2 separate regions of the Mus musculus genome follow, and region 2 is linked to region 1. Evidence: chromatin loops called from intact Hi-C (ENCODE). Cell type or tissue: gastrocnemius. All regions are shown on one strand.

Evidence for each region. A loop is a pair of places that touch in the nucleus more often than their neighbours do. Peaks named below come from ENCODE experiments on the same cell type or tissue, not always from the same donor. Only the 100,000 strongest peaks of a DNase experiment are listed, where the experiment ranks them.
Region 2: it touches region 1 in a loop (3-fold over the local background); 14 of 42 quality-filtered maps call a loop at or near these places.

What each region holds. Positions count from the first base shown.
Region 1 is chr13:94,938,741-94,941,240 of GRCm38, forward strand. No RefSeq gene overlaps it. Among named protein-coding and RNA genes, the nearest start is that of Wdr41, 36 kb to the right of the region's middle. In gastrocnemius, no CTCF peak of the experiment used is centred here; a DNase peak (open chromatin) is centred at 1,527; H3K4me3 peaks cover 699 bases.
Region 2 is chr13:94,450,173-94,452,672 of GRCm38, forward strand. It overlaps Ap3b1 (adaptor-related protein complex 3, beta 1 subunit), which reads left to right. Exons shown (of 27, transcript NM_009680.3): 13 at 781-913. Among named protein-coding and RNA genes, the nearest start is that of Ap3b1, 92 kb to the left of the region's middle. In gastrocnemius, a CTCF peak has its summit at 1,231 (motif pointing right); a DNase peak (open chromatin) is centred at 1,255.

The DNA of each region.
Region 1 (2,500 bases):
CCTGTTAAAAGTTTCAAGTGTACAATCAAGGCTGGCAGGAAATAAGGATTTCTCACTCAGATAGACAAAAGGTGGTTGGCTGAAAGTAATATTTGTTGAGATTTTTTTATATTAAAAATTTCATTTAAATTTTGCATTCCATTCCTTATTCCATTTTAATGTACAAATAGTGGTTTTCCTTATTTGTAAACAGTTTAAAAATTTATATGTACATATAAATTCTATATGTTTGTGTCATACTATATGGTGATTCAATTCATGTAAAAATAGCATTTTAAATGACTTTATTTCCCCATCCAAGAGAGCATTCCATGTTTCTGCAAGGGCTTGGGATATTCTCTGGCAGACTGCTGGTCCATCTTGAAAGTACAGTTCGTGTCCCGAGCGGTATGCAAATGACAAAATTATATTAATAAAAGATGGCTGGAATGCACTTAGAAGCAGTTTCCTGTGGAGTCATTTCAAACACTTGTATGAAATGCATAACGTATCTCATGGACATGCTTTATCTTATTTTCCACAATGGGCTGTAAGCTCCTCGAGAGCAAATACATCCATTTCATCTTTAGCACCATCGCCTGTGCCTGACACACTTTGTATTCTCAGAACGTGTTGAATGAATGAATGAATGACCACAACTTGGTAGCAATCTGCAGATTGAGGAAAATTTAAAACTATCGGCATTTCCGGTGATTCTGTCATTAACATGAGAAGGCTGTAGCAATAGTGCTAAGTGGTGTGTTAGCCTAACGCTTAGAGGTTCAGAGAAAAAGTAGTTCTCAGAAGATAGGGATTGCTTTTGGAGGAGCTGGCATTTGGCGGAGCCTTATGGGATGCATACGATTTGCTTACATCAATGTTCTCATTCTAGGTTGGCTACCCTGTTGGTGTGGCTTGCTTCTGACTAAGCTCAGCTGAATGTAGAAGGCAGAGCTCACCTGTGTTGTTTTCTTTACTGTGTATGCAGAATATCCTTCAGTGGCCAAGATTCCTGGCAAAGACGAACCACCAGCCATCTGGTAATATTTTGTCTTAAAATTTATTTTTCTATACCAATTATCATATCATTTTGCATTTCCTTAGAAGGAAAAAGTTTGGACATAGGCAATTTTCTGTTGAAGACACCATTAAGTAACAGAATTTATTAACAACTGCAATTGAACCAAAGGACACATCAACTGATGGTTAGTTCCCTGCCACCAAATGAAGATATATTATCAGTATTTGTGTTAAATATTCCATTTTAACAGTGTAGATACATATTCATTAGAAGACAGATAGCCCTAGAGCATGCACTTTGGGATACTTGTTATTTTTGCCAAGTCTGCACGGGTTTGAAAACTCGGCATTACCGTCTGTGTGTAATCTCAGAGTCTGTCATTCACATGTAGAAAACTCACCTCTCTATTTAGCCTGTGGCTGGCGAGAGATAGACATTTACAGGGCCCTCTGCCCTTGAGCTGTTCCATTAGTGCATGGAAAGCACCTTGCAGCCTGTGACAAGCGCAGCAGATCGGCACTAAATCAAAAATCAGTGCCAGCCAGGGATCTAAGCCACCATGAAGGTCACAGCCATCAACTGCGTGCCATCTCAATCCAGACAAAACACATTGGATACAGGGGGATTTTCACAACTCACAATAGGTGACAAACACCTCCTGTTAGAGCGAGTGACACCAGGGGGATGGCCTTTTAAGCACTTTTGACTTTTTAATCAAACTTTGGAAAAGCTGGAGGTGATTTTTCATATTTAAAAACCAAAAAATGCAACAAAATAAAAACCTCCACAGTGTGGTGCTGCGGTAGTGATGGCTGTGGTAAAACAGGTTTCTGTTGTTCTTTTCTTCACGTGTGGTTTTAGAAATCATTGGCTCTCCATAAAAGTAGTTTTATTTGGTGTCCTGTCTTCAAAACTGTGTCGTTGATTTTTCATGAAATAAACACTTCGTTCTTAAACTCTTTCTGCTTACTCTCATAGTTTCTGCTTACCTTCGTATTAAGTAGGAGATGCATTCTCATCTTTGGTCATCTGAGTCTACCCTTTAGTAAGATTTTGTTACTGTACAGTGAAAGGTTTTTTGAGGAACATGAACCTTTTTATTAAAAAAATGTTATAGCTTTAATTCTCTTTCACTTTCAACTCAGGAAATAATCAAGGAGGAGTAGCTCTCAGATTTAAGTAATACATCCTCGACTTCATAGATTTTCCTTGATCTCACTCTGAGAATTGATTGCCTATAAGTGGGAAGTGTTGGATAACTCAAAGCACCGTGCCAGACTTTTCTACTGTAACTCGGAAAATGCTTCAGAGAATGAAACCTACAAAGTTGCGTTTTCATAACTGAACTAGCACAGTAATATGATCTGACTGAATTATAGCACACTGTTAGAGGGAATGAGGCAAAAGCTTAGTCTTTCTAACTTTGCTGAAAGGTCTAAGATAAGGGATTTATGTATTTTTATACTAAAATAACCCTTTTGTAAATGCTGCTCAGCAAAA
Region 2 (2,500 bases), 490 kb before region 1:
TTGAGACTTTGCATTAAATTCCTATAGTGTTTACATATCTTTTGTTTTTTCTTTGATTTCTTATTTAGATAACTGTTTTAATGCATATTTGTCATAGATAGCCATAGAGTTAATTTTGTATTGCATATTTAGAATTTGAGGTTAGGAATCTTTTTTGAAAACTATAAAAGCTTTGGTTTTATATTAGAAAAGTTGTAACAGAAGTCACAAAATATGTAAGGTTGTCAGGAAAGACCTTCCTTTGTAAGTCAGATCTATTTTAAGTTTATGTTAATATGTATGCACACTGTGTATTTAAGGTGCTTGTAGCTGAGTGAGCTAGAACTCACGGAGCTGTTGGACCCTCATAGACACTCCTAACCCTCCGTGCCAGGTTGTCATTACTAGCAGATTGCTCCTTTTTTCCTTTTCTCTGAACTTTAGGTTTAGTGTTCTCTCCGTGGGCTCACAGGCACCGCTGGGTAAATGAACTGAAACCTTCCCAGAGCATGTTCCCAGCATCTTCCACCCTGGCTCTGGAGCTAATTGCTGTTTTGGGGTGATGCTCGCCACTGTCTGCTTTGGAGCCTTGAGCTACTCGCTGCAGTGAATGACCCTGGCTTGAAAATGTCCCTTTGCCAAAGGGACATTAAGTTATAAGCGATGAAAGACGTTAAGCAATCATTTGGGGCCCCTGTTAGGCTTAAGAGAATTCTAAATTTTTTGTCCTGACAAAGCTATAAAAATGGGCTTTGATTCACTTGATAACGCCAATGTTGAAACTAATCAAACTGTTTTTAGACCTACGTGAGAAGCCAGGACAAACAGTTTGCAGCAGCCACTATTCAGACCATAGGCAGATGTGCAACCAGCATTAGCGAGGTCACCGACACATGCCTCAACGGCCTGGTCTGCCTGCTGTCCAACAGGGATGGTGAGTTCATAGGTTCACTTTATTTTTATATGGTTCATAATTGTATATTCTCAGTAAGTCCTATAGCTGTAATCTATTATATTATCTTTTCGGGTTTTTCTATATATCAGTATTTTCTCAGTAAGTAGCAGCTTTATTCTTGATTTGCAGGAAAATTTATTTCAAAAAATAAATGAGATAATTAATAGATTTTGTTTTGCTCCCATTAAGACAATTTATCTTACTCATTCACTAAGCACTGCTTCATACCCTTTCTGCAAAGGTTCTCTGTGACTGTTTCCTAGTCATGCGTGGAAGTCGGGTATAACAGTGGTTCGCCTGCAGAGGGTGCTAGAAGCAGGCAAATGACTTTACAGCTTGGCACAGTGATGGACCCTCAGCCTTTCAGCCTTCCAGAAGTGTACCCAGTGCCTTCTCACTGAAGGCGAGCTACACTTAGCCATCATTGTGCCAGAGGTTCATGTGTACCCTAATTATTTGTTTTCAGAAACAGGATAGCAAAATATATTGTCCTGAGTTACCGTGCTCTGTACTGAAGTGCCGGTGCATGGTTTGCAAATAAGATGAACCATTTAAAGAAAAACAAGTTAACTTCTCACATTTAGAAGATTTTAGTATAGTTGTACAGTGGATTAAAATGCAGGTTTGCTTAGAAAAGGTAAAAGCTGCATAAAATTGTTGAAATTATTGACTTTGTAATATAAACTACATTATGTGTAGTACAGATATGCATGAGAAAGCACCCATGAAGCCAAACTTAACAGAAGCTGATTATGTCTTACATTTTACTTGAAGAATAACTTTTTACTACAATGATTACTTTATCTGTAGAATGCCATAGGTCCCCATGTGGAGGTATTTCTAGAAATTGCTATGCTGTGGTAAGTTCTTCCAATGGGGAGCCCATGATAAACTGAAACCAAGCAAACAGTAAAACAAAATTAATTCCTGGATAACACTGATCTGATTAGATATTTTCTTTATTTACATTTCAAATGTTATCCCAAAAGTTCCCTATACCCTCTCCCTCCATAGTTCCACCTACAAACGTTTGATTTGCTAGAATATCTTCCTATGTAGATGTTAAATGCAAATTCTTCCAAATTAAAAAAGAAAGAAATTTCTAAAATATTTACTTGTGCAGGTAAATAAGAAAGGATAGCATGTGTTCCACCATACAGGTGACTGTGAGCATCCACTTCTGTATTTGCCAGGCACTGGCATAGCCTCACATGAGACAGCTATATCAGTGTTCCTTCAGCACAGGGTCCCCAATGGAGGAGCTAGAGAAAGTACCCAAGGAGCTGAAGGGGTCTGCAACCCTATAGGAGGAACAACAATATCAACTAACTAGTAACCCCAGAGCTCATGTCTCTAGCTGCAGATATATATAGGCAGAAAATGGCCTAGTTGGCTATCATTGGGAAGAGAGGCCCCTTGCTCTTGCAAACTTTATATGCCCCAGTACAGGGGAACGCCAGGGCCAAGAAGTGGGAGTCGGTGGGTAGGGGAGCAGAGTTGGGGGAGGGTATAGGGAACTTTTGGGATAGCATTTGAAATGTAAATAAAGAAAATGTCTAATAAAAT